Regions from separate parts of the Homo sapiens genome. Here regions 2, 3 and 4 are each linked to region 1. The links are chromatin loops, found by intact Hi-C in ENCODE. Cell type or tissue: mammary epithelial cell. All regions are shown on one strand.

Region 1 (8,000 bases):
GCCATAATGACTGTACTAATTTACCTTCTCACCAAAAGTGTGCAAGGAGTTTTCTTTTCTCCACATCCTTATCAACCTATCTTTTGTCTTTTCAATAGTAACCTTCTTTTTTTTTTGGGATGGGGTTTCACTCTGTCGCCCAGGCTGGTGTGCACTGGCATGACCTCGGCTCACTGCAACCTCTGCCTCCCAGGTTCAAGTGATTTTCCAGCCTCAGCACCCCCAAGTAGCTAGAATTACAGGTATGTACCACCACACCCAACTACATTTTGTATTTTAGTAGAGATGGGGTTTCACTATGTTGCCCAGGCTGGTCTCGAACTCCTGACCTCAAATGATCTAGCCATCTCGGCCTCCCGAAGTGCTGGGATTACAGGTGTGAGCCACTAGGCCTGGCTTTTTTTTTTTTTTTTTTTTTTTTTTTTTTTTTAAGACAGAATCTCAATCTGTCACCCAGGCTGGAGCGATAACTCAGCTCACTGCCACCTCCACCTCCTGGGTTCAAGCGATTCTCTTGCTTCAGTAGCTGGGACCGAGTAGCTGGGATTATAGGCATGCACCACCATGCCTGGTAAATTGTTGTATTTTTAGTATTTTTAGTAAGGACAGGGTTTCACCATGTTGGCCAGGCTAGTCTTGAACTCTCACCTCAAGTGATCTGCCCACCTCAGCCTCCCAAAGTGCTGGGATTACATGTGTGAGCCACCATGCCCAGCCAATAATAGCCATTTTAATAGGTATGAGATGATATCTCTGTGGTTTTGATTTGCATTTCCTGATGATTAGTGATGTTGGGCGTTTTTTCATATACCAGTTGGCCGTTTGTATGTCTTCTTCTGAGAAATGTCTATTTAGTTTTGGAAATTTCTATTGACTTATCCTCAAGTTCAGAAATTCTTTCCTCAGCCATGTTCAGGTTACCTTTGATGCAGGATTTTTCTCAGCCCCTTTGCTGGACTCATGGAAGGGGTGCCCATCTACTCCGCCCACCATGCTCAACCCCTTGTGGGAGGGAGAACATGAGAGAGTGAGTGCAGGCTCTGGCTGGCTGCTTCAGGCACTGACACAGGAGCAATCTCTGTGCAGGGCCTGCACAGACCAGGCGTGTCGCCTTGAGGGGAACATGGTGGCACCCAGGTGAGGGTGCCCACAACCTTCCTTCCTGAAGTCCCAAGGAAGTGTTACAGTGCTCCTTTAGTTCTGCACTGCGGACGGTGGTGTATTAGCAGCTCAGTTGGCCCCTTGCCTTGTTGTGTGGGGTGGCTGCCCTGCACTGACAAGCACAAAGGGCTGATGTGACAGCCTTTCTGGGGACTTGAATTCCATGGGTCCTGAGCATTTGTCTGGTTTCCAAAAAGAATGAGATCATGCAAATGAAGGAAGGTGAAGGCAGAGAATTTTATTGAGTGATGAAAACTGCTCTCAATAGAGAGGGGAGCTGGAGAGGAGATGGGAAGGGCAGGTCGTCTTCCCTGGAGTTAAGTCATCTTTTCCCCAAAGTCAGGCCATCTCCTCCTCTTCCAACTGAGTCTGGGGTCTTTATAGGCACAGGAAGGGGGGTGGATGCTGATTGGTTTGTGTGTATGCAAGAAAGGTTAAAGTGAAGCCTCCACTCAAAGGTGGGCATGACAGTGTAGAAAACCTATTAGAAAAGGATAGGTATATGTAAAATAGGTGAAGGGTGGGGCCCAATCAGAGGAAAGCATGCCAAACAGGAAGATGATTTCTCAATCCGTTCCGAGGATTTAACCTGTAGCTTGGCTTTCAGGCTTTCAACTGTCTTCAGCTTGGAGGTGGGGTTTCACTGGAGATCCACCCCTATCTGCCCAGGAATTTGGCTGCCTGCTGTCACTATCACCTTGAGCTCATCAAAGGCATTCTTCATTGTTGTTTATAGCAGTTTTGATTGTGTGTTAGGCTGTCTTTGCATTACTATAAAGAATACCTCAGGCTGAGTAATTTATAAAGAAAAGAGAGTTAATTAGCTCATAGTTCTGTAGCCTTTACAGGAAGTGTGGTGCTGGCATCTGCTTGGCTTCTGGTGAGGGCCTCAGGAAAGTTTTACACTTGGCAGAAGGTGAAGTTGGAGCAGGAATGTCACGTGGTAAGAGCAGGAGCAAGAAAGCAAGGAGGGCGGTGCCACACACATTTAAACAATGAGATCTCTCATGAACTCACTCATCACCAAGGGGATGGTGCTACGCCATTCATGAGGCACCCACCCCCAGGATCCGTATACCTCCCACCAGGCCCACCTCCAACAACTGGGGGTCACATTTCAACTTGAGATTTGGAGGAGACAAATACCCAAACCATAGCAGATACCTAGCATTTCTTTTTCATTCTTTCTTAGAATTTATATCTCTCTGCTTACATTATCTATCTGTTCTTGCAGTTTGTCCAATTTTTTCATTAGAGCCCTTAGCATATTAATTTAATTAAGCAATTAAAGTTGTTTTAAATTCCCAGTCTGATCATTCCAACATCCTTTGCATGTCTAAGTCTGGTTCCATGCTTGCTCTGTCTCTTCAAACTGTGTTTTTTGCCTTTTAGTGTGCATTGTAATTTTTTATTGAGAATTGGACATAATGGGCTGGGTGAAAAGGAACTCTGGTAAATAGGTCTTTATTACTAATGTGTTTGTATGTGCTTGATGGGTCATAGTCCTACGATTAAGTCAGTCTTTTAGTGACCCTGTGTACCTAAGCTATAAATTTTGAAGTGCCTGTCAGTTTTTCCCCACCTTAGGTGGGATGGGGGGCTGAAGTTGGGTATCCCTTCCCCTAGGTAAGTTAGACCCAGATAAAACACCAATAGGTTAGGCTCTGGTAAACTAGTTTATCTTGAGGACAGGCCTTTTAAGAAAGAACAGAATGCCAGTCGCGGTGGCTCACACCTGTAATCCCAGCACTTTGGGAGGCCGAGGCGGGCGGATCACGAGGTCAGAAGCTCAAGACCAGCCTGACCAACATTGCGAAACCCCGTCTCTACTAAAAATACAAAAATTAGCCAGATGTGGTGGCACGTGCCTGTAGTCCCAGCTACTCAGGAGGCTGAGGGAGGAGAATCGCTTGAACCCAAGAGGCGGAGGTAGCAATGAGCTGAGATTGTGCCACCGCACTCCAGCTTGGGCGACACAGCAAAACTCTGTCTCAAAGTAAAAAAAAAGAACAGAATGCTCTGGTATATTTTTTTAAATGGTTACTTCCCACTCTTTCTGCTGGAAGCCAGAAGGGATTTTTCTGCTATGCACTGGAAGAACCTGGTAGAGGTCCCAGAGGAAAAAGTCACAAGAGAGCAGTGGGGGTGGGGGCTATGACTGAGTCATGTTGGAGTTTTTAACTCATAGACTTGTCCATACAGAACCACAAACGATTTGTCAATTACAGGGCAGCTTTCCTGCCCTGGAATGGTTCCCACAAAGCTTTCTGCTTGTGAGTTTCCTCCCCAGTAAATTGTGGTTCTCTGTGTCCAGCTGTCTGTTTCTCTGTCTGGGGGCAACAGTTTGCCCTGTGACCTCACTTCCCTGACAGACCTGAGAAGAGTTGTTTATTTTTCAGTTTGTCCAGCTTTTGACGTACTAGGATGGAATGGCATCTTTGAAGTCCTTACATGTTAGATCAGGATTTCAATGGCATTTTAATCTGCTGGATTATTCAGTCCTGAAATCACCCTCTCTGAACTGCTTTTTATATGGGCTAATTTCTTTATTTTTTGAAGTCAGTTCGAGTTGAGGTTTTGGTAACTTGAAACTGAAAGCATTCCAATAAAGTACAGTTGACCATAAAAATGAGACAAAAACCCTCAAAATTACGTGAGGAAGCTCTAATTAGTATCAAATACAGAACAGAAGACCAAGTACTCATGGCTGACTAACTCGGGCGCAGTGGCTCACGCCTATAATCCCAGCACTTTTGGAGGCCTAGGCGGGCGGATCACGAGGTCAAGAAATCGAGATCATCCTGGCTAACACGGTGAAACCCCTTCTCTACTAAAAATCCAAAAAAATTAGCTGGGCATGGTGGCGGGCACAGTTATCCACCCTCCATGGCCTCCAGAAGTAACATTTTAATGAAAGAGATCTAGTCTTGAAAAGTATCCTTGGAGTCTGGGGTAAGAGAGTAAACTTTTTTTCCTATATCTCTGCCAAAATGTATTCCAAGTTACCTGTCTCAGAAATGTTGAAGCAGCTATAAAATTATCAAGATGAACTGAGAGCTTTATGAATTTATATGTCCTCTTCAGTCAGACAACCATATTCACCTGGAGGTTACAGAAACAACAGGTTTCTGTGTCTCAAGGTGACCTATAAATGTGACACAGATTACCAGCACTATAGGTGTGCTAGTATAGATCATATGAATCTGCTGAGTTTTAAGCCAGAATAGCTGTTAGTGCTGTGCCTTTCACCCATTGGACATATATTTTATTTTAAAATGCATATTGTATTCAGAAAGCTACCTCTCAGTTTTAATTTAAACCTTAGTTATTTAAAAGCCAAATTTATTCTAGATTTTTATAAACAACAAGAAATAGTTTTAGTAAGGGAAGACGGCTGCCATGTTTTTGCTGAGGTTCCAAGAAGTGCCTCCTGAGAACCTGGGGATGAGGGAAGTAGGGTCGCCCTCTGCCGGGTACACATGGAACAGCTACAAGGAATGGAAGTGATTGGTGATCCTTTTCAGGGAATAAACCAAGAGATTGTTTTCAAATGTTTGACTAAGTCATTATCCCCAAACTCCTGTTAAGGTGATGAGAATAGAGACTGAGGCTCAAAGTGGAAGACAGCAATGTAGACATAATTTATCAACTAAAAATTTAATCTTTTGGAATGAGACTAAAGGGACATATTAAGGTCAATCCACTGGGAGCCAGAAGAGAGATGCCCAGAGAGCTGGAGGTTGGCAGGACCTTTCTAACCACCATCCCTGAGCACACCATCCCATGTGTGTGTCCTGGGCCCTGGGGTTTTTGTATTCCTGTTGTTGGGCATGATATTAACTCCCTTTGTTATCATTCCATCTTCATCAAACATGTCAGTGCCAGCATTTGAGGTTTACTTGACAGATACATCTTTCATTATAAACTCATAATATGAAATTCTGGCTTATATATCCATCTCTAATGAGTTTGGTTAATGTGAATCTACCCCATAAGACAAAATCAGTCAGGCTATGCCCAAATCTGTCTTTTGAGCTAGCAGGTTGGGAGACAGACCAAAGTAAATGTCGCTTCCAAGACTCTTGGCAGTTAAAGTGCTGGGCTTCTCAGTCAGTACTCATTTCTGCAACACAGCTTAATATGAACTGCAGCAGAAGACAATGGAAAATGCAGTTCAACATTTCACTCGCTTTTGGCTCTGAATGCATTTTATACAACATTTCGTCATTTGAGGGCAACACTATGTATGTATGTACATTACAAAGATACATACAATGCAACAATTAAATAGATTTTAGATGTCACAGTAAATAGAAATTTAGGGTATGATAGTCAAGTAACATACTTTATCAGTGCCTGTGCAATTTCCAAAGGACAGCCATACATTTGTCTCTGATCTTAGTAGCCAGATACAGGAGCACAATTAATTCCAAATTTAATGGGTTCCTAAAGATAAAAGTTAGCTTGTTGTCTAAGACAAGCCAACTCTACCCAGTAGAGCTGAGAGAGTATTTTCCTCAGGTTCCCATAAAGAAGACAATTTGAGCTTATAGAAAATGTTCTCAACAGCTGGGTGCGGAGGCAGGAGAATCATTGGAATCCAGGAGGTGGAGGTTGCAGTGAGCCAAGATTGTGCCACTGCACTCTGGCCTGGGCAACAGAGTGAGACTGTCTCAAAAAAAAAAAAAAAAAAAAAAAAAAAGTGTTCTCCACAGCACCCCTATGATAAATAAGGAACACATTTCAAATAGTGTTTTCTTTCTTGTAATGTCTCTTTGTGCAGACTAATGGCATACTCTGCAGTCCAGTAAATAGCAATTCTATGAGGCATCAAGACTCCCCAATCCACATGAAATAAAATGAGAAATGTCATTGTGCAGGACTTCAGGGGCTACTCCCGCGGGAGAGAAGCTGTCAGAATGGGACACCAGGCCCTGCCTCTCAGGGGCGCCCTGAGGGACAGAAGTCAGGAGCAGAGTGCAGGGGCCGCTGAGCTGGAGAACAAGAGAGGAACACTGTGTGCAGGAGTCACAACGAGGGGCCCAATGAGAGAGACGCTGGAGTAACTGCTGTGCAAACTTTGGGGAGCAGATGGGCCAAGGACTATTTTAGGAAGTTAAGATGTTTGTTGTGTAGACAACAGCCCGGCCATACCCTTCAAGACAACCAGGCAACATGGCATGGTGGTTTGGAGCAGTGGCTTCAAAGTTATAGACTTGCACACCTCATAAAATTACTAGGAAAAAATTGTGTGCCTCCTTTCTCATTTTAACAAATGTGACAAAAAATTGTTTTATCACAAGTTCAAATAATTATGAAGTATATAATTTCTGGGGTACTGTAAACACTGACATTTTAAAACAAAACTGTCTCATCAGTCTTTTTACATGTATAGTAGAATATTAATACAATAGCAATTTGAAACCCTCCATTATCCACTTACAAATTACCATAGGCCCATCTCTACTAAAAATATAAAAATTAGCCAAGGGTAGTGGCGGGCGCCTGTAATCCCAGCTATTCAGGAGGCTGAGGCAAAAGAATCACTTGAGCCTGGGAGGTGGAGGTTGCAGTGAGCCGGAGATCACGCCACTGCACTACAGCCTGGGCGGCAGAGTGAGACTCTGTCTCATAAATAAATAAATAAATAAATAATAAAATAAAATACCATAAACAAGCTCTTCATTAAGGGTCAGAAATTGTACCTTGTGCATTTTACCTATTGAAATTTAACTTCCATTCCAACTCTCCCACATAACTTTACAAATTTTATATATTTTTTATGCATGAAAGTCTTATTTTGATCATCCAGTTAACCAACAGAATGTGACACTGGCGATGAGATATTACTGCTGAGATTTGGTTGCATAAAGACTCTGGCTTCTGTCTTGCTGGTGTTGTTCCACTCCCACACTTGCTGGCTTGCTCTAGCCAGCTGACATGTTGTGGACTGCCCCATGGAGAGGTGCGTGTGGCCAAGAACTGAGGGAGGTTTCCAGCCCACAGTGAGGAGCTCAGGCCTTCAGTCCAATTGCCTGGGAATAACTGAGTCCTGCCAACAACCCCATGAGCTTAGAAGTACATTCTCTCTCAGGCTGGGTGCGGTGGCTCACGCCTGTAATGCCAGCACTTTGGGAGGCCGAGGCTGGTGGATCACATGAGGTCAGGAGTTCGAGACCAACCTGGCCAACATGATGAAAACCCGTCTCTACTAAAAATACAAAAATTAGCTGGGTATGGTGGCACACGCCTGTAATCCCAGCTACTCAGGAGGCTGAGATGGGGAATCATTCATTGAGATGGGGAATCAATCCCAGGAGGCAGAGGTTGCAGTGAGCGGAGATTGTGCCACCACACTCCAGCCTGGGCAATACAGTGAGACTCAGTCTCAAAAAAAAAAAAAAAAGAAAAAAAAGTACATTCTCTCTTAGTTGAGCCTTCAGCTGACACCTTGACTGCACACCTTGAGGTCACATTCAGATTCTAGACTCACAGAAACTTCTCAATAACTGTGTGATAATGTCTGATGAGTGGTTTATCAATTATATTGATCTCAAAGTACGAGACTTTGATTTCATTGATTGTCTCTATTATTTTTCTGTTTTCTATTGTACTGACTTTCACTCTGATCTTCATTATTTCCTTCTCTCGTCTTACCTTGGGTTTAATTTGCTCTTCTTTTTCTATTCCTCCCCCCCTCCCTTCCTTCCTTCCTTCTTTCCTTCCTTCCTTTATTTTTCCTTCCTTCTTTTCTTTTCTTTTCGACAGAGTCTTTCTCTGCTGCCCAGGCTGGAGTGCAGTGGTGGGATCTTGGCTCACTGCAACTTCTACCTTCTGGG
Region 2 (8,000 bases), 89 kb before region 1:
AGTTGCCACACACACACACACACACACACACACACACACAACCTAGGAATACAGCTAACCAGGGAGGTAAAAGATCTCTACAATGAGAATTTCAAAACACTGCTCAAACAAATCAGAGAAGATGCAAACAAATGGAAAAACATCCCATGCTCATGGATAGGAAGAATCAATATCATTAAAATGGCTATACTGCCCAAAGCAGTTTACAGATTCAATGCTATTCCTATCAAACTACCAATGACATTCTTCACAAAACTAGAAAAAAATATTTCAAAATTTATATGGAACCTAAAAAGTGCACGAATAGCCAAGGCAATCATAAGTAAAAAGAACAAAGCTGAGGGCATCACGTTACCTGACTTCAAACTATACTGCAAGTCTACAGTGACCAAAATAGCATGGTACTGGTACAAAAGCAGGCACATAAACCAGTGGAACAGAACAGAGACCCCAGAAATGAGACCACACATCTACATCTGATCTTTGACAAAGCTGACAAAAACAAGCACTAGGGAAAAGACTCCCTGTTTAATAAATGGTGCTGGGATAACCGGCTAGCCATATGCAGAAGTTTGAAGCTGGACCCCTTCCTTACACCATATACAAAAATAAACTCAAGATGGATTAAAGACAAATGTAAAACCCAAAACTTTTTTTTTTTTTGGGACAGAGTCTTGCTCTGTAGCCCAGGCTGGAGTACTCACTGCAAGCTCCGCCTCCCGGATTCTCGCCATTCTCCTGCCTCAGCCTCCAGAGTAGCTGGGACTACAGGTGCCTGCCACCACACCCGGCTAATTTTTTGTATTATTTAGCAGAGAAGGGGTTTCACCGTGTTAGCCAGGATGGTCTCAGTCTACTAACCTCATGATCTGCCTGCCTCAGCCTCCTAAAGTGCTGGGATTACAGGCGGAGCCACTGCACCTGGCTAAAACCCAAAACTATAAAAACCCTGGAAGACAACCTAGGCAATACCATCCTGGACATAGGAATGGTCAAAGATTTAATGGCGAAGACACCAAAAGCAATTGCAACAAAAGCCAAAATTGACAAATGAGATCTAAATAACTTAAGAACTTCTGTACAGCAAAAGAAACTATCAACAGAGTAAACAGACAACCTACAGAAAGGGAGGAAATATTTGCATACTATGCATATGACAAAGGTCTGATATCAAGCATCTATAAGGAACTTAAATTTACAAGAGAAAAACAACCCCATTAAAAAGTGGGCAAAGGACATGAACAGACACCTCTCAAAAGGAAGACATACATACGGCCAACAAGCATATGAAAAAAAGCTCAATATCACTGATCATTAGAGAAATGCGAGTCAAAACCACCATGAGATACAATTTCACACCAGTCAGAATGGCTATGACTAAAAAGTAAAAAAAAAGAAAAAACACGTGCTGGTGAGGTTGTGGAGAAAAGGGAAGGCTTATACAATGTTGGTAGGAGTGTAAATTACTTCAGCCATTGTGGAAAGCAGTATGGCGATTCCTCAAAGAGCTAAAACTACAATTCAACCCAGCAATCCCATTACTGGTTGTAGACCCAGAGGAATGTAAAGCATTCTACCATAAAGACACATGTACACAAATGTTCATTGCAGCACTGTTCACAATAGCAAAGACATGGAATCAACTAAATGCCCATTTATCAGTGACAGACTGGATAAAGAAAATGTGGTACATATACACCATGGAATATTACGCAGCCATAAAAAATAATGAGATTATGTCCTTTGCAGGAACATGGATGGAGTTGCAGGCTATCATCCTTAGCAAACTAACACAGGAACAGGAAACCAAACACTACATGTTCTCACTTATAAGTAGGAGCTAAATGATAAGAATTTATGAACACAAGGAACAACAGACACTGGGGTCTACTTGACGGGGGTGGGTGGGAGGAGAGAGAGGAGCAGAATAGGTAACTATTGGGTACTGAGCTTAATACCTGGTGATATGATAATATGTACAACAAACCCCTGTGACATGTGTTTATGTAACCTTCACGTGTACTTCAAACCTAAAATTAAAAAAAAAGTAACATCAAAGATTACTGATTACAGAGCACTATAACAGATATAATAATAATGAAAAAGTTTGAAAAATTGAGAGAATTACCAAAATGTGACACAGACATTGAGCACATGCTGTTGATAAAAAGGCGCCAATAGGCTTGCTTGATGCAAGGTTGCCACAAACCTTCAATTTGTAAAAAAAAAAAAAAAAATGCAGTATCTATGAAGCAAAATACAGCAAAATGCAATAAAACGTGTGCCCATATATAATATTTTTCATTAATCATATGTGGTTAAGTCCAGTTCCTAAAAATCTAGTTTCTGCTCTCCTTTTGCAGTGTTTTCATGGAAAATTTGTGTTAATGGGAAAAGGTGAGGAAATTTATTTTATGAAAGGAAGTTGTTTTGGTCTAATGCCCTGTGTTATTGGGTGTAGATTTGTGGGAAACAGCAGCTATATGCAGACAGGTCAGCATGGCATGCCTCAAATGGGAACTCGGGATTGGCAGGATGTGAGTCTGAAATAGAGAAGTACATGAGGTGAGGGTTGGCTAGACTACTTCAGCAAAGATTCAGCAGTAACGCATTGTTTTATATCTGTGAGGTTAACAGTCCAAGGTAAGCATTCTGGATAGACAAGTGATCTGGTGCCCACTTGGTCCCTTCCACGGTATTGCTCTGCCACCCCCAGGGCATATATCAGCTGCGTGGCTGAGGGAAAACTGGGAAGTCCAGCAGCTGGGAAAGGGAGAGCACCAAAGGCCATGGCAAGGGGTCTTCTTTTAACCAAGGGATGCCAAAGTGTCCATGTCCCTTGTGGGAACATTTTGTGATGAATAGTCACTTGGCCATATACAGCATGTAAGGTGACAAATGTGATTTTAACTGAACAGCCTGGTGCTCTGGGAAGAAGGAAACAAGTTTAAAGGGGACAGACAGCAATTTCCACCTAATGTGGCTCTGTCGGGATCTGTGTGAATTGCACGTAGCATGTTTCTGTTACACCTCTGTGCCCAGCAACCATTTTCATTGGTTGTGCCAGTGAACAGGGGTAAATTTAATAAGAGCTAGCATGCTGTTATGCTCTCATAGAGTCAGGGCAGCTCTCAAATGGTCATGTTACATCTTGTGGCATGAGAATATTTTATTAAGCACTTCATAACTGTCTAGTTTTCACGTGTGGCTAATTGTAGTGTTCAAATACTATTCTTAAGTCTCACTACCAGTAACTTTTCCTCTGAATTAATTAGGTAACTGTATATTCCAATTTGGGAAATTATTTTTTGCTTGACCTCATTTCTGGTGGTGGTGCTAGTGAGCTGTGAATCTGTCACCAGGCAGCCTGCAGGAAAGGGATGCCAAACATGAAGCAAGAGGCCTATCAAAGACACTGAAATCTGCAGAGTGAACCACACTCTATACTAAGAGTTAACAATGTCTGCAAAGCAGTGTAAAATATCCTAGATATATATTGCTTTAGTTTAGGGCAATGTTTAAGAAATGCAGAATTGTTTGAATATTCATATATTTCATCTTTTGAAAGAATACTACATTGATTATGTAATTTTCTATTGGTATGCCAAAAAGTGTTCTTTATGTCTTCCTAATGTTCTGAAAGTATTTTTCTCCCTTGAGGGTTTCCTTACCCAAAAAATGGCCAGAAGCTGAGAGCATTGGCTTTGATTTTATCTCCACTAGCCAGGTCATGAACTAGTTATATACTTGCAGTATCTTTTTCATATTTCTTATAAAATGGGAAATTTAAGAAGGGTTACTTTGTAACAAGACTGAGAAAAGAATTTTAGGCTCTAAAATGATTTTCCATGATATCTGTATCACCTATTAGAGATCGTAGAACATCTGCGGAGACCTTGAATTTCTGTTACTGTGAATAACTATTTTCTTAGTCTTATTAGTGATAGAATTTGGTTGAGAAAAAATAAAAATTATGCTATCTCTAGCTAGTCATTAGGCGCATTGAATCCTTAGATCCCTTGGACCTCATGTAAGATCATAAAATCTTTTTTTTAAATATATTTTTATTTTTTAAAGAATCGGGGTCTCATTCTGTCGCCCAGACTGAAGTGCAGTGGCGCAGTCTTGGCTCAATGAAGCCTTGACCTCCTGCATTCAAGTTGTCCTCCAGCCTCAGTCTCCCAAGTAGCTGAGACTACAGGCACACACCACTATGGCCTGGCTAATTTTAAAATTTTTTTTGTAGAGGCAGGGTCATGCTATGTTGCTCAGGCTGGTCTCAAACCTCCTGGCCTCAAGCAATCCTCCTGCCTCAGTCTCCCAAACTGCTGGGATTACAGTTGTGAGCCACCACACCCAGCTCAAGATCATTCTTAATTGCAGAGTAATACCTTCTGAAGGAAAGAGGTGGAGGAAAAACTGGAAGGGGTAAGTCTTGCTGTGACAGTAAGTCTGAGCTGCTCCCCTTTGCTTGCTAGGTGGAGGAGGAACTGCAGGAGCAAGACTTCTTGGACCGCTGCTTCCAAGAGATGCTGGATGAAGAAGACCAAGACTGGTTTATTCCCTCACGAGACCTGCCTCAGGCCATGGGACAGTTGCAACAGCAGTTAAATGGACTGTCAGTCAGTGAAGGTCATGATTCTGAAGATATTTTGGTAAGAGCCATATGTAGTTCCCCAGGTTATGTAGTGAAAAGAATATAGGATTTGGAATGACAGACTTTCTTTCCAGCCCTACAACCCTCAACAAGTCTGGAGCCCTGTGAGCTGTTGTTTCTTTGCTCGTTTTATGGGCATTATTAATAAGGGGTGCATTAAAGATGCATTGCTCCTCATAAAGCACTATAAAACATTACTGTTGCCAGCATCACGGGCTTTTTACTTGCCAAGATTGGACGCCACCAACCTTTACTTTCTAATGGGCTCTTCAAAGTAGAATTGGGATTAAGGATAACAATTTGAACACTGAAGAAGTTTCTTCTCAAATATCATTTGTTGCTATTCTTCTCTTTTACTGTCCCTCAAATCTGTATTTAATATACTTCTAAATGATTCTGTTATAAAAATTAGCTGTTCATTTTGGAAGAAATGTACTCCTGAGAGGTCATTTTCTCCACTTAGAATTAGAAAACCAGATAAATTAATTTCCTGCCTTTCATATTTATGTAACATCAGAAGTCTGTGAGCAGGCTGGGCACGGTGGCTCACGCCTGTAATCCCAGCACTTTGGGAGGCTGAGGCGGGTGGATCACCTGAGGTCTGGAGTTCAAGACCAGCCTGGCCAACATGGAAACCCCATATCTACTAAAAAAATACAAAAATTAGCCAGGCATGGTGGTGCGCGCCTGTAGTCCCAGCTTGGAAGGCTAAAGCAGGAGAATTGCTTGAACCTGGGAGGCAGAGGGAGGCGGAGTTTGCAGTGAGCCAAGATTGCACCACTGCACTCCAGCCTGGGCAACAGAGCAAGACTGTCTCAAAAAAAAAAAAAAAAAAAAAGTCTGTGAGCAATATAGTTTTCATACAACTCATATTCTGAACAATCTTGCCCTGTGGTTTGCTAAGGTTTTGGATATTCACAAGAGAGTAGAGAACCAAAGAGAGTACAGAAAGATGAAGAAAAATAGAGATTGTGGTATCCAGCCTGGTCTGATGGAGTACCCTGGTTTTCACCAAGTTAAGGTACTCAGTGAATTGAAAAATTATTCTTGGAGTTGAACTTACAGGCCTCTGATGAGATTTTGGAAAGCATCAGGAAGGAAACAAGAGTCCAAAGAAGGAAGGAGAAGATGAGCTTGCTCAGGGCTATGTCAGGTGCAGTTGAGATAACCTAGCAATAACAGCCTGAGTTACAAGGAATTTTCTTTCTCTCCCTAAAGCTAAGGGGAAGGTACTGATAATGATGGACTGGGTAAGTTTTAAAATGCAGCTTGCCTTAGGATTTACTATCTCTTGGTTCTTATTTCAGAGCAAAAGTAACCTGAACCCAGATGCCAAGGAGTTTATTCCAGGAGAGAAGTACTGAGCCGAGAAAGCTTTGAGGAAGACTTGTCTGTCCCCACATCTGGGGATAGTAATGCACAAAATGGTGGAGCTGAAGAGGGGGATGGGGCGGGCGAGGGGTGCACAGCGGGAAGGGGAGTGGTGGTCTCACAATACTGTGACTCTGAGTAACTAATATGCTCAGTCTTATTCTAAGCCTCTGAGTATTTCTATTTTGTTCTGCTGACTTTTGTTTGGGGAGTTTCCTGTTTTGTTTTTTTAAATAGCTCTTTCGAGTTAAGGAAATTGCATTTTCCCCCCTTCATCAGAAGTGTTCCGCGGTGTGTATTTAAACAAAATAAGCTGACTAAGAAAAACTGGATATTTAGGAAATGCCCCTCTCACCCTGCTGTATACTTATCAGGGACAGTGAGCACCTGGAGAGCTTTTTGTGGAATCTATTGAGTTGGATGGGAAAAGGGACAAGCAGAAAGAGCAGGTGGTGCAAACTGGAATTTGAGGCTCAGCTGCCCCACCCCCGGGGTCTCCTGCAATGAACTCGGATAACCAATGTGCTGTCAAGCCCTTGCCTGTTTGTCCTGAACCCCATTCAAGAAAACACAGACTTAAAGTACTTAGTTTACAGTAACTTTTGATGATTGTTGAAAGTTGTAAATCAGAAGGTAGGGCTGTGATGGTGGTTGTCACTTGAGTCATTTAGTTACTGTTGTCCTGTTCATAAGCCTGTGTTCACCACCACCATCAGACTCACCATTTATAAGTAGAAGAGCACTAGGGTTGATCTGCCACCTCATCTTTCATGAAGTCTATTCCCCAGCCTCCTTTTTAAGAAAAGATACTGCTACCAAAGGCATAGGGGAGGCCTGCTGTGCTGGCAATTAGCATGAGCCTGCAGAAGTCATCCTTGAATCTGTTGTGTCTTAATTTTATTTGGACAGTTTTTTTTTCCAGCCTCATCAACACTTGGTCTTCCTGGTGTCTTAATTCCCTCAGACAAGTTTATGCACTTTTTTAAGGAAATATTTTTCAGGACACTAGTAAGAAGCTCAGTTCACAGTTTGGATATTTCTTCCCACATTACAGAATTATGGAAAGGAACTCAAAATCAGCCTAGGAAAGTGAGTCCTGCTTGACCCATGTGACTGTGTACCTGACCTTCTGGGATCTTTTCAGCTATTAAAACATTTTACTGTTCCCACATACCCAGCTTTGCAAGTTTTGTAGATTGACCTCTTAGGGTGTGTTTCTTTGTCTTTCCTGCCTTTAACTTGCTGGGGTCTTTTGTTGCTACCCCTAAGGAACTAAACTGGGTGCCAGGAGCTACCTTCGTGTATAGAGATGTAGATGGCAGTGTGGGGTACAGGAGAGCCATCCAGGCCATTCTCCCAGGGATGAGGAATTGGAGAGCCCTGAAGATAATAGTGGCTTCTTTCTGATTGCTACTGTGCTGTGTGATAGGCCTAATAGGGAAAAGATATGTAACTTGAAACAAAGTTGGTATAAATTCAGTATGTGGCTGTGGGACAGAGGTTGGAAGGAAAGGACTAGGGTATGGAAAGCTGAAGAAATTCTCCTTATGAGCTCTCGTTGACTTTTTGAACAGTGATAAGCTAATGCCAGATTTAAAATACACATTTTTTCCTATTTGAGTCTTTAGGATTATATCATTTGAAAAAATTGCCTTCCTTGTTAGGTCACATGTCATAGGAGAGTAGCTTAGAGAACTTGCATTACCAGACAGACACATTAATTCCCAAAGCCTCTATGTTGAGAGAATGAAACTGTTAACTCTTTTTCAGAGAGGACTATGAATAAAGAAACTTCTTTATTCAAGCTTCAGCTTTCAGCTGGGTTGTTTCCTCTAAAAGGGAAAGGGCATTGCAAGTGCATAGAGGAAATCTCTCCCTTCTGGGACTGCTTTTCCTCCTTCATCCTCGTGAGCCTGTCCAAGCTCAGAATTCCGAAGGCTGTTAGAAATGCGTTGGGATTGCAGAGAGAAAG
Region 3 (8,000 bases), 54 kb before region 1:
GCTTGATTTATTGATGGCAGTTCCACCAGGCCTAATCGCCACACACCAGCAAAGGCAGGCTATGCTATAGTACAAGCCACTAGCCCGCCTCTTAGAACCTCTCATTTCCTTTCCATCGTGGAAATCTATCCTCAAGGAAATAACTTCTCAGTGTTCCATCTGCTATTCTACTACTCCTCAGGGATTATTCAGGCCCCCTCCCTTCCCTACACATCAAGCTTGAAGATTTGCCCCCACCCAGGACTGGCAAATTAGCTTTACTCAACATGCCCTGAATCAGGAAACTAAAATACCTCTTAGTCTAACTAGACACTTTCACTGAATAAGTAAAGACCTGTCCTACAGGGTCTGAGAAGGCCACCGCAGTCATTTCTTCTCTTCTGTCAGACATAATTCCTCAGTTTAGCCTTCCCACCTCTATACAGTCTGATAAAAGACCAGCCTTTATTAGTCAAATCAGCCAAGCAGTTTTTCAGGCTCTTAGTACTCAGTGAAACCTTTATATCCCTTACGGTCCTCAGTCTTCAAGAAAAGTAGAACAGACTAAAGGTCTTTTAAAAACACACCTCACCAAGCTCAGCCACCAACTTAAAAAGGACTGGATAATACTTTTACCACTTTCCCTTCTCAGAAGTCAGACCTGTCCTCAGAATGCTACAAGGTGCAGCCCATTTGAGCTCCTGTATAGACGCTCCTTTTTATTAGGCCCCAGTCTCATTCGACACCAGACCAACTTAGACTGTGACCCCAAAAAACTTGTCATCCCTACTATCTTCTCTCTAGTCATACTCCTATTCACCGTTCTCAACTACTCATACATGCCCTGCTCTTGTTTACACTGCTGGTTTACACTGTTTCTCCAAGCCATCACAGCTGATATCTCCTGGTGCTATCCCCAAACTGCCACTCTAAACTCTGGAAGTAAATAAATAATCTTTGCTGGCAGGACTATGCTGAATCTCCTTAGGCACTCTCTAATCAGATGTCCTAGGTCCTCCCAATTCTTAGACCTTTTATACCTGTTTTTCTCCTTCTCTTATTCCATTTAGTTTCTGAATTCATCCAAAACCGTATCCAGGCCATCACCAATAATTCTATATGACAAATGTTTCTTCTAACATCCCCACAATATCACCCCTTACCACAAGATCTCCCTTCAGCTTAATCTCTCCCACTCTAGGCTCCCACGCCACCCCTAATCCCGCTTGAAGCAGCCCTGAGAAACATCACCCATTCTCTCTCCATACCACCCCCCAAAAATTTTCACCGCCCTAACACTTCAACACTATTTTGTTTTATTTTTCTTATTAATATAAGAAGGCAGGAATGTCAGGCCTCTGAGCCCAAGCCAAGCCATCGCATCCCCTGTGACTTGCACATATACAACCAGATGGCCTGAAGTAACTGAAGATCCACAAAAGAAGTAAAAATAGCCTTAACTGATGACATTCCACCATTGTGATTTGTTCCTGCCCCACCCTAACTGATCAATGTACTTTGTAATCTCCCCCACCCTTAAGAAGGTTCTCTGTAATTCTCCTCACCCTTGAGAATGTACTTTGTGAGATCCACCCCTGCCCGCAAAACATTGCTCTTAACTTCACTGCCTATCCCAAAACCTATAAGAACTAATGATAATCCATCTCCCTTCACTGACTCTCTTTTCGGACTCAGCCCACCTGCACCCAGGTGAAATAAACAGCCATGTTGCTCACACAAAGCCTGTTTGGTGGTCTCTTCACAAGGACGTGCATGAAAGCTTCCTCTCAAATTATTAGCCCTTTTCTGCCAGGGAGTAGTTTTTCCCAAGGAGGTCTGGAAGACAAGACCCTGGATAGAGGCTGGTGGTACCCCGCCCCGCTCATCAGAATCGCTGGATCATGACTGACCCCTAGTGGCGGCTTCTCTGCTTAACTGTCAGCCCATGGACTGGGGTGTGACCCCCAATGCTGCTGCAGAAGCTTTCACCCGTCCTGGGCCACCCCTGCCATCTGTGGAGAAAGGCCTGTCCCTTGTCTTCTGAGCCCAGCTGGCCTCACAGGCATTCAGCAGATTGGAAAGTCTAATCATGTGCTGCGCTGGGCTCCCCCACGCCCCTTTTTGGAGTGAGGCAGAGTGCATTCCAGCCCCCAGCATCCCTGCTGTTTATTCCCATCCCTCACCCCCACCCCCATACACACTCACAAGTACAAACACGGGCGCAGTCACGGGCACACACCGCCACGGAGAGCATTTCCATTTCCAGCCTCGGCAGAGCAGTCTCCTTATAGGGAAGTTAACGAGGCAGTAAAGGCTCAGGGGTCAGGGAGGCCCTCTGTCGGGAGGAGGCTGCTAGACCCAGTTCTGCCTCTGACTTGCTGGGGGTCCTTGAGAAAGTTGCTTCTCCTCTTTGGTTTCAGTTTCCCCAGCTGAGAAATGGAGGGTTTGGCCAAATGGTCTAAGGTTCTGGGAACCTCTAACTTAGAGCCCGTAACTGGTGGTCAAGATGAGGGAGAGTCCCTCGGGGTCAGCTGAATGCCTGAGAGGCAGGACAGGCCCAAAGGTGAGCAACTTGAGCACACCAGGTGGGCTCCGAGCTGGAGGTGAGCCCCACAGCCTGCAGAGCAGCCCTGGACTCGTGAGCCCCATCGCACCAGTCCGGTGGGACTTCAGAGATGTGGAATCCAGCCTCCTCTAGTATTGCAGAGCTGGGGGATGGGAGCTGCGGATTCTGACACCACAGCTGCCTTATATATGCCAGATGGGCTGGGGCAAGACACACCCCTTTCTATGAAATGAGCAGTCAGTCCAAATAGATGAGCTAAAGAAAGGCTGTGGGAGGGACCCAGCTCTAGCCTGAGGCTACAGACTGGCTTCCAGGGTACTCAAGCAGCTGCCTCTGGGGGAGGGGTCCCAGGTATGAGAGGCAGGGCTCAGAATCTAGGCCAAGCCTCCACAGGACCCCCCTCTGGAGAGCTCGGAGCAGTCTTGGGGGGAGGGTCAGCAGGCAGCAAGTGCACTAGGAGCATCTTTCACAAGGCACCCAATATTGCATCTGCTCCAATAGGCAGCGAGTTGGAAAGTGGATGGAATAGGCAGGGTGGCAGCTGCTCCCCAGGGCCAGGAGTCCAGCCCAGCTCCCACCCAAGTCCACCTCAGGCCTGCTCAATTGGGTTGATCAATGCTCTGGGCCCTCTGGCCCCACCCTCAGAGGGAGGGGTTTGGGGCAACCAGGTGAACTGGCCCTTGCGGGAGGCAGGCAGCCCCTCACCAGGATCCCCACCCCCACCTCTCCAGCCCCCCTCATTCCCTGATCCTTCCACCTGCTCTCCTGCCCCAGTAGTTTCCTCTGCTCACTCTCATCCCTTTTCCTGCTCCCAGGCTCACCTGCTCAGATGTCCTTGACTCTCCTCTGAGTCTCCCTCTTTCCAAGCCGCCTCCCCTCTACCTAACACAGTCTCCCTGAAGACACCACAGTACAAAAGCTCAACTTCCCGCACCTCACCTTTACTCCCAGACATGGGAGAGAGATGACATGAAGACCCGAACGCCACTTGGCAAAAGATCTGGGGTGTGCAGGGGGCAGATCTGAGGCTGTGGAAGCTCCAGGGGCTCCCTGCAGAAGGCTGCATTTAAGCTGGGTTTTGAATGTGGCTCTGAGCTGAGACCTCTCCTTGAAGCTCCAGACCAGGAGCCAGCTGCCAGCTGGACCACTTCATTTGGTGTCTCAGAGGAACCTTGCACTCCATAGGTCTAACTCTGAACCCAGAAAATGCCCCCATCTCAGCCCTGTTTCTTCTCAGGGAAAGCACTACCTCATACCCAGTTCTGCACCAAACCCAAACTATGAGCGCTCTGGATAAGCCAGTGCCAAGAGGGAACGAGCTCTGAATGCCAAGCCAAAACATGTGAGTTTTAACTCCACCTCCAGCTCCGAGAGTTGTGGGTAGGGAAGGGCCTTAGTCCATTTTGCTGTAGAAAGACCAGTCTGGCACTGTATTGTACATGGATGACAGGGGAAGAGTGAGGGTGGAGAGACCAGAAGGACGGCAGGACTGGGGAGGTAGGGACATGGCTGTAGCGGTGGAGATGGGGGAACAGACAGGACTTGGTGGTTACTTGGATGAACCAAGGGAGGGATCAGGAAGAGACACCCCGTTTTGTACCAGATGTCTAGAGTGTGGGATGCCATTTATTGCTCGAGGGAAGAGGAGGAGGAAGAGGTATGGCATGGGAGGAGATAGCTGAGCTCTCTCTTGAATGTCACTTGAAGTCCCCAAGGAGAGACAGGCCTGCCAGCACCTTCATGAACTGCTTCAGCCAGCCCTTGGGGCACCTGTGGTCCCTGGCCATCTCGACTCTCCCCTTTGTGCCTGTCAGCTGCCATGGGGGTCAGTTGCACAAGGGCCCAGCAGGTCTGTGTGTTTTCCCAAGGGACTGCCGCATGGCCAATGCTGAGGAGAAGCTGATGGACGACCTTCCCTTCTGAACAAAACCCGTTACAACTACCTGATCTGCCCAGCCACCAGCAGAGGCCCTCACAGCTCATCTCCATTGAGATGGAGCTCTCCCTGGCCTAGCGTGTCAGCATGGTAGGTGCAGAGGGTAGCTGTGGCTCAGGCTCAGGCGAAGAGGCAGCTCATGGCCACACCCCAAGCGATCATTGGCCAGAGGAATGAAATTACTAGGGTTGACTTAGATTTACCATTACATGGCAGGGAGGCTGCAGAAGAGTCCATGAAGTTCATAGGTGTCCAACATTTAATGAAGTCAAGGTTTTGTCTACAAAGAAGAAATAAGGGTGGGAGCGGGATGACCACTGGGTAGGCAGCCAATGGGGCTGCTCAGCTGAGTCTCCAGCACGACCATAAGCTTCTCCTCATCCTCACAGCCCCACCTTATTATCTCCCTCAACCCTGCTCAACAGATGACCTTACATGCTGCCTACTTGTTGGGGGAAATAAGAACCAGACTGGGGGAATTGACGGGTACAGAGGCCCAGGTGTAGGGGCAGGACCAGAGGCAGTGCAGCGCCTACTGAGCCAGGCGGGTGAGGGTCTGGACAGTGCGCGTGGCTGCTGCAGGCATGGAAAGGAGGCGCAGATGGAGGCACTCCCAGGGGCCATTGTCAGGCTCTCCATATGTGGACGCGTGCAGAGGTGGGGGTGCTGAGGAGGGAGGAGGTGCAGGGAATTTCTCTTCTCCTCTCTACTGCCTCTGAGTTGGAGATTTCAGATGAAACCATGGCCCATTGTAAATGAACACAATGTCCCCACTCACAGGGTTAGAACCCCACCCTTGGAAGCAGCTCTGAGGGGAGCATTCACATGGGGAGAGTGCAGGAAGCTGTGTCCAGCAGGGGAAGGAGATCACCAAGGGGGCTGACCCTCCCCTGGTGAGGTGGCTGCCTTCTGACACACCAGATGCTCTCTTTAGCATGGTTGGCCCCCACACACCAAGCCTGTCAAATTTACAGCCTTCAAGAAGGCTTTGGCCAATTAATGAGCAGCTCCCTCTCCTAGGAGGAAGGACGTCTAAAGGATGAGGAGGGCAGTAGAACCCCGTACGCTCTGCCCCCTCCCTCCACAGTTGGACCGAAAGGAAGGGGGCTTTCAGACAGGCTTGCCCAGGCTGGGGTCTGAGTGTCACTGTCCAGCCAATGGTCATCCCGCTCCCATCCTCACCTTCTTGCTTAACGGGTGAGCCCAGCTGCTGCCGCAGCTGCCACCCTAGTGAGGGTGAACGAGCAGGAGGCTGCGCTGCACTTCCAGGCTCAGGCTGCCTGGCCAGATCTGCTCTGAGAGCCCTGTAGGCTGATAGAGGCTACCAGGAGGAGGATGGGATGCAGCTGCCAGCCCCCACCTGTGCAAGTCGTACTTCTAAAAGCTTGGGTATATAGTAAATATTAGGTGCTGGGCTGCGGGGCCAGGAAGGGGTATTCTCCTATTTTTCAGGGTTTATTTATTTGATGAGGGAGGGTTATAGGTACAACCAGTTTAAAGATGGAAATTTTTAGAGTGCAGGCAGGGATTTAGGGTAAGCCAAGCAGACTTGTCCAAGCAGCTCTTTTGGGGAGGCCAGAGTCCTGTACCAATGTCCTCAGGCATGTTCAGCAGCTGCTGGGGGAGTGCTGGACAGGATTAAAGCACAGGAGAACTTTCTGGATGACAGAAATGCTCTATATCTTGAAAGGAAGTAGGTTACATGGGTAATGCGTTTGTTAAAACTGATCAAAATGTGCACTTCACATCTGTGCATTTCACTGAATATAAATTATACCTCAAATTAAAAACATTTTTTAAAAGACAGATGGGTCAGGCGCGGTGGCACACGCCTGTAATCTCAGTATTTTTGGAGGCCGAGGCGGGAGGATCACGAGATCAAGAGCTCGAGACCATCCTGGCCAACATGGTGAAACCCTGCCTCTACTAAAAATGCAAAAAAATAGCTGGGTGTGGTGGCACGCGCCTGTAGTCCCAGCTATTCAGGAGGCTGAGGCAGGAGAATCGCTTGAACCCAGGAGGCGGAGGTTGTAGTGAGCCGAGATCGTGCCACTGTACTCTAGCCTGGCGACAGAGTGAGGCTCTGTCCCCCCAAAAAAAAAAAAGCCCTGAGGTGGAAGATTGCCTAGCAGGCTCTAAGAAAACCAAGGAGGCCAGAAGACTAGAGCAGAAACAAAGCAAGGGAGGCAGCAAAGAGCCAGATCATGGAGGGCAAGTGTTAGCAAATTTGTTCTGTGAAGGGCCAGATAGTAAATATTTGAGGCTTTGGGGGTCACGTGGCCTCCATCATAACTAGGCAACACTGCTATTGTAGTGTGAAAGCAGCCACAGACAATACGTAACATATGAGTGTGGTTGTGTTCCAATGAAACTTTATTTACAGAAACAGCTGGCTAACTTGCCATCCAGCTACTGTTTGCCAGCACCTGATGTAGGACCCTGCAGGTCATTGCATGGATTTGAGCATCGACTTTGACTGAGATGGGAGGAGGGGAGACAAAGATTTTGAGCATAAGCTCTGAAAGGACCCCTTTCCCTGTTGCATTAAGAATAGATCATGGGGTACACAAGGATGGAAGCAAGAGAGGGAGTGAGGAAAACAGAAGGCTGATGCAGTAATCCAAGGGGAGATGATGGTGACATTTTGGGTCGGGATGTTGGCATTGCCATTGATAAGAAATCGTTATATTCTGAATATATTTAGAAGACTGAGCTAGCAGGATTTGCTCATGGTAAAGGTGGTAATGTACAAGAGAAGAGTCAAGGGAAACTCTGAGGACTTTAGCCTAGCAACTGGCAGGATGGAGCAGAAAGAGTAAGAGTTCAGTTTCGGACATGTAAATGTGAGATACCACTTAGACGTTCTTGAGGATGAAAACCCTTGAACTGATGTAATCAAGTCAGGTCAGACTGGAAATACAAATTTGGGAGTTGTTGGGGTTTAAATGGTATTAATACATGGGACCAAGGATTGACTGTAGATAGAGAACTAAGAGGTCAAAAGACTGAGCATTTCATTAACAAAAGGCAGGGCAGTAAGAAGGAGCCTGCAAAGGAGACTGAGCTAGCGCAGTAGGAGGAAGAGACTTGGCAGCCAGAAAACCAAGTGAGTGATATATGTCAAGGACTGAGGGGCATCAAATGCAGGCAGAGAAATGCTGTGGGGCAGGGCCACCACAGAGAACACCTTCCCAGGCAATGCCCAGCACAGCCACTGGGGCAGGGCTGCCCCTGAGACCCTGGACCTATACAGCCACCAGTGTGCAATGCCAGGCTGGGAGAGCTGCATGCACAGGACTCCAACCAGTGAGAGCCAGGGCATGGGCTGCACCCAGTAAAGCTATGGGGGTGGAGCTGCCTGGAGCCTTGGGGACCCAACCCTCACCCCAGTGTGACTGGAAGGTGAGACATAAAGTCAAAGACTATCCTCAAGCCTCAAGACTTAATGTTGTTTACCTGGTGTGTTTTGGACTTACTTAGGACTAAGCTACTTCTTCCTATTTCTCCCCTTTAAATGGG
Region 4 (8,000 bases), 52 kb after region 1:
TATTTCCTCTAATATCACAGTTTCTGTACACTTTGTGGTATTATTTATAATATCCTAGGGAGATATTATTCCTAATATTACAGTGCATGTACACCACGGGTGAACACCCTGTGATGTTATTGGTAATATCCTCTAGGGGGATATTACCCGTCATGTCACAGTGGGTGTACACCATGTTTGTACACCCTGAGATGCTACTCGTAATATCCTAGGGAGAAATTACGCCTGATGTTACAGTGGGCGTACACCATGTGTTTTTATTCTGTGATGCTATTCATATCTCAGAAAGTTATTATTCCTAGTGCTACAGTGTGTGTATACCATGTGTGTACACTCTGTGATATTATTCGTATTATCCTAGGGAGATAGTTCTCATAACATCACCATGGGTGGACATCATGTATGTACACCCTGTGCTGTTATTGGTTATTTCCTGGGTAGATATTACTCCTAGTATCACCGTGGGTGCACACCATGGGTGTACATCCTGTGACGGTATTCGTAGTATCCTAGGGAGATATCACTCCTTATGTCATACTGGGTGTACGGCCTTGTGATATTATTGGTAATATCCTTGGGACATATTACTCCTGTTATCACAGTGGGTGTACACCCTGTGATAGTATGTGTCATATCCTAGGGAGATATTACTGTATACCCTGTGATATTATTTGTGACATTTTAGGGAGCTATTTCTCCTAAAGTCAGAGTGGGTGTACACCCTGTAATATTCTTCCTGATATCACAGTGGGTGTACACCATGAGTGATATTTTTTCTAATATCCAGCGGGGAAGAGGATGATATTGCTTCCAATATCGCAGAAGGTGTACACCCTCCTGTGATATTGTTCCTAATATCCGGGGAAGGAGAGGATGACATTATTCCCAATATCACTGGGGTTGTACTACCCCCCGCCGGGATATTGTTCCTAATACCCGGAGGTGGAGAGGATGATAATACTCCCAATATCACAAGGGGTGTACACCACCCCTGTTTGATATCGTTGGTAATATGCCAGGGGGCAGAGGATGATATTACCTCCAATATCGCAGGGTGTGTAAACACCCGCTGTGATATTGTTCCTAATGGCCTGTGAAAGAGAAAATATTACTCCCATTATCGCAGGGGGTATTCAGCCCTGATGAATATTGTTTTCTAATATCCAGGGAAGGAGAGTATGATATTACTCCCAATATCGCAGGGGTTGTACACCTTTTTGTGATATTGTGTCTAATAACCAGGGAAATAGAAGATGATATTACTCTCAATATCGCAGAGGGTGGACACCACCCTGGGATATTGTTCCTAATGTCCTAACGGGGAGAGGATGATATTACTCCCAATATCAAAGTAAATGTACACCACCCCTGTGATATTGTTCCTAATATCCAGAAAGGAAAAGAATGATATTACTCCCAACAGCATAGGAAATGTATACCCGCGCTGTGATATTTTTCCCTATATCCAGGTGGGGAGAGAATCATATTACTTCCAATATCGAAGGGTGTGTACACCCACTCTGTGATCTTGCTGCTAACATCCAGGTTTGGGGAGGACGACATTACTCCCAATATGGCAGGGGCAAGTTCCCCCCCGTGACCTTGTTAGTCATTTCCTGGGTGGAGAGGATGATATTACTCCCAATATCGCAGCGGGTGCACACACCCCTGTGAAACTCTTCCTTATATCCAGAGGGAGAGGGGATGATATGACTCCCAATACCGCAGGGGTATACACAGCCCTGTGATACTCTTCCTAATATCCACAGGGAGAGAGGATGATATGACTCCCAATATCCCAGGGGGTGTACACAACCCTGTGATATTGTTCCTAATATCCAGAGCGAAAGAGAATGATATGACTCTCAATATCGCAGGGGGTGTACACCCCTCCTGTAATATTGTTCTTAATACCCTGGGAGGGAGAGGATAAGATTACATTGAATATCGAAGGGAATGTACACCCTCCCCCTCTGATACCCTTCCTAATATCCAGGGGAAGAGAGGATAATTTTACTCCCAATATCGCAGAGACACTACACCCCACCTGTGATACTGTTCCTAATATGCAACGGGGAGAGGATGATACTACTCCCAATATCGCAGGGCTGGTCACATCCCCAGTTACATTTTTCCTAATATCTAGGGGAGAGACAATTATATGACGGCAAATATTGCAGGGTCTGCACATCCCTTCCTGATATTGTTCCTAATATCCAGGGGGGAAGAGGATGATATCAAATATGAAAGGGGGTGTACACCCCCCACCCCTACGATGTTGTTCTTAATATTCATGAGGGGAGACGATGATATTACTCCAAATATCGCAGGGGCTGTTGACACCCCCTGTGATATTGTCTCTGATATCCGGGGGGGAGAAAATCTTATTACTTCCAATATTGCAGGTGGTGTATACCCCACCTGAAATATGGCACCGAATATCCAAAGAGGGAGAGGATGGTATTAATACCAATATCGAAGTGTGTGTACAAGCCCCTTGTGATATGGTTTTTCATATCCAGTGGGCGGGAGGATGATATTAGTCCCAACATCCCAGAGGGTGTACACCACCCCTGTGATACTGTCCCTAACTTCCAGACGGGAGAGGATGATATCACTCCCAATATCTCACAAGTTGTACATCCCCCGTGATATTGTTCATCATATCCAGGGAGGCAAAGGATGACATTCCATTGAATTTCACGACAGGCGTACATGCACAGTGTGATATTGTTCCTAATATCCAAGAAGGGAGAGGATGATATTACTCCCAATAAAGCAGTGGGTGTACATTACCCCTGTGTTATTGTCTCTAATATCCGGGGCCGGGGGAGGTGGGGAGAGGATAACATTCCCTCAAATTTAGCAGGTGGTTTGATGCCCCTTGTGGTGCTGTTTTAAATATCCAGCGGGGAAGACAATAGTATAGCACTATTTTTGATAGTCCGATTCATCCGCTCCACCTTTCCGGAACTCTGAGGCTGGGAGGCGGCATGCAGTTTCCGTGTGATCCCCAATACCTTTGCCGTCTTCTGTACCAAGTCAGCCACAAACACTGGCCCGTTATCTGAGCCTACCCATAAGGGCAGTTCAAACCTAGGAATAAGATCTCGAAGAAGCAGATGGGTTACTTCACGAGCTTTCTCAGTTCATGTTGGATAAGCCTCCACCCACCCAGACTAGGTACACCCAAGAACTAGTAAATACTTGTTACCTCCACACTTTGGCATCTCTCTGAAGTCTACCTGCAGATCTTCAATGGGGGCTGCTGCATAAGCTTGTATGCCGGGCGGAACAGCTGGACCTTGCCTCGCATTATGGTGTCGGCAGGTAACAAACCGCTGCCTCATGGTTTTGGCGAGGGCTGACAAATGCGAGATGTAGAAATACCGGCCTAACAACTTTTCCAGTGACTCCTGACCTAGATGGATGGTTTCATGCACAGCCAGTACAACTGCACCTCCTAGGAGCTGTGGCACAGCTACTCTCCCATCTGGTAACTGAATCCATCCTTCCTCTGTCACTTGTCCTCCCCTTTACCTGGAGAAAGTCCTTTTCTTCTTTAGAAGAAGTAGGTACAAGATCAGGTGTTTGAGGGAGCAGAGGGGCTGTGACTGATGCCTGGAAGGGGACAGATGCTGCTTTTTGAGCCTCTGAGTCAGCGTGGGAATTCCCCAAACCCAGCAAGGTGGAAGCTTGCTGATGCCTAAGTGCCACCTTGTGGGGTTTCCATACTGCTTCTAATAATTGCAAGATTTCTTGTTGATATTTTATGTCTTTCCCCCCAGAGTTCAGTAGGCCCTTTTCTTTCTATAATCCTCTACGCACTTGAAGGGTTAAAAAGGCATACCGAGAATCAGTGTCAATGTTGACAGTCTCACCTTCACTGAGTTCTAAGGCCCCAATTAAAGCAATGAGTTCAGTTTTCTGGGCTGAAGTGGCCTGGGGCAATGATCTGGCTTCAACAACAGTATCCAGGGCTACTACTGCATCACTGTATATCCTGCACATCTCTCTCCTTGTGGGTTGATGAAGCTGCTCCTGTCCACGTATAGTTCCCAGTCTACTGATGCCCAAGGCTGGTCCCGAAGGTCAGGTCTGCTAGAGTCAACTGAATCCAACACTTCTACACAATCACGCTTGACAGGCCGCTCTGATACCGGGAGCAAGGTGGCAGGGTTTAGGGTGTTACAAACTTCAGTGGTTATACGGGGATTTTCACAGAGCACACTTTGGTACTTGATGAGTCTAGCATTCATTAGCCAATGATGTCCTTTAGTGTTCATTAAAGTCACCCCAACATGGGGGGCCTTTATGTTCAGGTTTTGCCCAAAAGTCAGCTTATTTGCTTCTTGGACTAGCAGGGCAGTTGCTGCCAAGGCCCTCAAACAGGGGGGCCATCCTTTAGAAACTCCATCTAGTTGTTTAGAGAGGTAGGCCACCGGCCTCGGCCAGGGCCCCACAGTTTGGCTTAAAACTCCAACTGCCATCTTTTCTCTTTCTGACACATACAATGTAAAAGGCTTTGTCAGATCGGGTAGCCCCAGGGCTGGGGCTGACATAAGTTTTTCCTTTAACTCATGAAAGGCTTGCTGTTGTTGGGATCCGCATTCAAAAGTTTCCCTGTCCCCCCACCCCCAAACTTTGTGAGGTCATACAAAGGCTTGGCTAATACTGCAAAGTTTGGGATCCACAGTCTATGAAACCCCACAGCTCGTAAGAATTCTCTCACCTGCCTTCTGCTCTTAGGCTCTGGTAGATTGCAAATGACCTGCTTTCTTTCTGATTCCAGGCCGCGTTCCCCCTGTCGGATACTAAATCCCAAGTAAGGTACCTGCTATCAGCAGATCTGAGCTTTTTTCTTGGACACCTTATACCCACAGTCCTCCAGGTGCCAGAGTAGGGCATCCGTTCCCTTGGCGCACCCGACTGCCATGGGGTGTCCCAGCAAAAGGTCATGAACGTATGGGAGCAACACGCTCCAGCAAGGAGACTGACAAGGAATTGTAATTCCCAAAGTTCTTAGGTGCTTGAGATGGCCCTCGATACCTTGAAGAGCTTCTCTGGGGACCGGGTCCTGGTTTTGCCTAACCAGCTGGGCCCCAGGCTTAACTTGTATGAGTATGGGGGCTTGGTTGACTGCCAACCCTGGAGGGTTGTCTTCTGCCCGTACTCTTCGCCACCACTTAGCCAGAGGTGATCTTATCTCTCCGCCCGGCTCAGTTAAAAAAAAGTCTCCATTCCTCCTCTCCGGGGATGGTAAGGGTCATAATGACTCCCGTTCTGGGGAATTTTAGCAGCAAAGACAGTTGCTCTCAGCTTGCTGAGCAAGTCCCTTCCCAACAAGGGCAAGGGACAGTCAGGCATGTACAAAAACTGATGAATCACTTTATGTCCTCCTACAGTACAAGTCTGAGGCCAGCAGAAAGCTTGCTTTGCTGAAACCCCCATGGCTCCGATGATATCAATAGTCTTTTTGGATAAGGGGCCGACCAGGGCGGTTACTAGCGAATGTTCAGCACCGCTACCTACAAGAAAATCAATGTCTCTACCCCCGACTGTCATTCTGACCATAGGCTCTTTGGGGACACTTGAGCCTGGTCTCCCTCAGTCCAATAACCCTTCTGCCAGGTTGAGCAGGGCCCCTTCCTCCTTGTCCGGGGCCTCCTGCTCTGAGTCACCTTGTTTTCTTTTGAGCTGAGGGCATTTGTTCTTCCAGTGTCCTATTTCTTTACAAGAAGCACACTGGTTACACTGCAAACTCTGACAGCCAAGCTGAGTTTCATTCCCAGGGCCCCCCCTTCCCTTGCCTCCTTCGGAGGACCCCTCTGATTGCTGCAGCTGACAACCAGGTCGGTGTTTCGCCGGGCCTGATGTCCATTCTCTTTGCGGTTTTCCTCAAGGCTTACTGCAGCCCTGTTTACAAACACCTGGTTGGCTATTTCTAATAATTGTGATGTATTCATCCCTGCAAACCCAGCCTGTTTCTGCAGTTTTCTTCCAATGTCTTCTGCGCTTTGACTGACTAAAGCCATGTGAATCATGCGCTGATTTTCAAGACTATCAGGATCAAAGGGAGTATACATACAATAGGCCTCACACGGTGTCTCGTAGAATTGTGCTGGACTTTCTTCTTTTCCCTGAATGACCTCAGAGACCTTGTTAACGTTTGTGGCCTTCTGTGCTCCCCTCTTTAATCCTTCCAAGAGAGCTTCCCTGTCTCAGTTTAGCGGTTTAGCCTTTGCATAGCCTCTCTTTCATTTGGGTCCCACTGGGGTTCGGTTCCTGGTAACTGGGTCCTTAGGGGGGTTTTTGATAATCAGCTGGTGCATGTTCCTCTAGCCACTTAGTTGCTGCTTGGAGGACTCTCCGCCTTTCATCTCTGTTAAAGAGGAACATGAGCAACTGGTGCCAATCAGCCCAGGTGGGGTTGTGGGTCTGGATAATAGTTTGGAGCAAATCAATTAGAGCTTGTGGCTTTTCGGTATTGCACAAGGTATTGTTTTTCCAGTTGAGAAGGTGGTCAGAGGTGAAGGGCTGCTACACAAAAACACGCCTCTCCACCAAGTGACCATCCTCATCTATCCCAGTATACCGCTGCTCTCTCAGGGGCATTTGTATCCCAGTTTCGGGTCATAAACCAGCTGCCAAGGGAGGGGTTTCTCCCGAGTCTCCACCTCCTCTCTTATCTGCTCTGGGTGGCCTAGGGATATGCTTGTCTTGGGGAGGCACAAGCACTGTGGGCTCAAGAGTGGGGAGCCTCTTTCCCTGGTAAGGGGAAGGCAGCACTGGGATCACTGGTGCCATCTCCTGTAATGGATCTTCTGATGTTGGGTCGAATAGAACTTCAGGAGTTGATTTCCCTGGGTGGGTGGAGCCGGATCCTTCCTTAGCTATCTGTCCCTTTGCTCCTAGTACTGCTGCTGCCTGGCCTCTTAGCCACTGTGGGGGGTCTAGCACCAGCTGTCACCAAGTGTCTATGTATGGGAACTGGTCTAGGTATCCTTTACCAGTCACCTTTTGCCACACCTTAGAAACAAGGGACCTGTCCAGGCTTCCTTCTGATGGCCAACCCACTATTAAAGTTGGGCAATCTATCTCTCACAGAGTTCCAAGTTCCCCTGGCGGTCTAGTGGTTAGGATTCGGCGCTCTCATCCACCGCGGCCTGGGTTCGACTCGTGGTCAGAGTGAACCAAGTAAACGTTCTGGATGAGCCAAAGACAAAACCTCTCAGACACCGGATTTAAAAAGGAAGAGAATTCTTTTTCGACCGGGAGCGTCTGCAGACTCGCGTCTTAAGAGCCGAGCTCCCCGAAGGAAGACAGACTCCCTGGCCCTTTTCAGGGCTTACAACTCTAAGGGGTTCCACGTGAAAGGATCGTGATGGATTGAGAGCACATGTGCTTAGAGTTGGGCGGGGGGGGGTTCATCTTTTCACCTCGGGCCAGCTCATCAGTGGCAACAACTGCTCTTGACACTGACTTCATCCTGTTCTTTTTCAACTTTTACTTCCTTCTCCTTTTCAGAGACAGGAGACAGTCAGAAAAGTGGCTTCCCTCCTCAGGGCGACAGGATGATATTACTTCTACTATCGCAGGGGGTGTACACACCCCTGTGAAACTCTTCCTACTATCCAGAGGGAGGGAGGATGATATTACTCCCAATAACGCAGGAGGTGTACACAACCCTGTGATATTGTTCCTAATATCCAAGGTGGGAGAGGATGATATTTCTCCCAATATCGCAGGGGTGTTCACATCCCCCATTACATTATTCCTAATTACTAGGGGAGAGACAGTTATAGGACAGCAAATGTCTCAGGGTCTGTACATCCCTTCCTCATATTTTTCCTAATATCCACCGGTGAAGAGGATGATATGAAATATCAAAGGGTGTGTTCCCTCGACCCCCCCTTGATATTCTTCTTAATACTCATGAAGGGAGACGATATTACTCCAAATATCGCAGGGGTTCTTCACACCCCCTGCGATATTGTTTC

What was found. A loop is a pair of places that touch in the nucleus more often than their neighbours do. Peaks named below come from ENCODE experiments on the same cell type or tissue, not always from the same donor. Only the 100,000 strongest peaks of a DNase experiment are listed, where the experiment ranks them.
Region 2: it touches region 1 in a loop (12-fold over the local background); 7 of 110 quality-filtered maps call a loop at or near these places.
Region 3: a loop joins it to region 1, with 10 times the contacts of the local background. A loop is called at or near these places in 5 of 110 quality-filtered maps.
Region 4: a loop joins it to region 1, with 5 times the contacts of the local background. A loop is called at or near these places in 3 of 110 quality-filtered maps.

The regions. Positions count from the first base shown.
Region 1 is chr2:71,097,279-71,105,278 of GRCh38, reverse strand. No RefSeq gene overlaps it. Among named protein-coding and RNA genes, the nearest start is that of MCEE, 29 kb to the left of the region's middle. RefSeq lists an enhancer at 1,419-2,229. In mammary epithelial cell, a CTCF peak has its summit at 4,626 (motif pointing left); a DNase peak (open chromatin) is centred at 3,358; H3K27ac peaks cover 245 bases.
Region 2 is chr2:71,186,500-71,194,499 of GRCh38, reverse strand. It overlaps PAIP2B (poly(A) binding protein interacting protein 2B), which reads left to right. Exons shown (of 4, transcript NM_020459.1): 3 at 4,479-4,655; 4 at 5,965-8,000. The coding sequence ends at 6,021. Among named protein-coding and RNA genes, the nearest start is that of PAIP2B, 37 kb to the left of the region's middle. In mammary epithelial cell, a CTCF peak has its summit at 3,341; no DNase peak of the experiment used is centred here.
Region 3 is chr2:71,151,534-71,159,533 of GRCh38, reverse strand. No RefSeq gene overlaps it. Among named protein-coding and RNA genes, the nearest start is that of MPHOSPH10, 25 kb to the right of the region's middle. RefSeq lists silencers at 1,789-1,950, 1,873-2,012 and an enhancer at 7,837-7,896. In mammary epithelial cell, CTCF peaks have their summits at 1,889 (motif pointing left) and 4,513; no DNase peak of the experiment used is centred here.
Region 4 is chr2:71,045,549-71,053,548 of GRCh38, reverse strand. It overlaps the pseudogene TRE-CTC15-1. Among named protein-coding and RNA genes, the nearest start is that of NAGK, 19 kb to the left of the region's middle. In mammary epithelial cell, a CTCF peak has its summit at 3,714 (motif pointing left); a DNase peak (open chromatin) is centred at 3,638.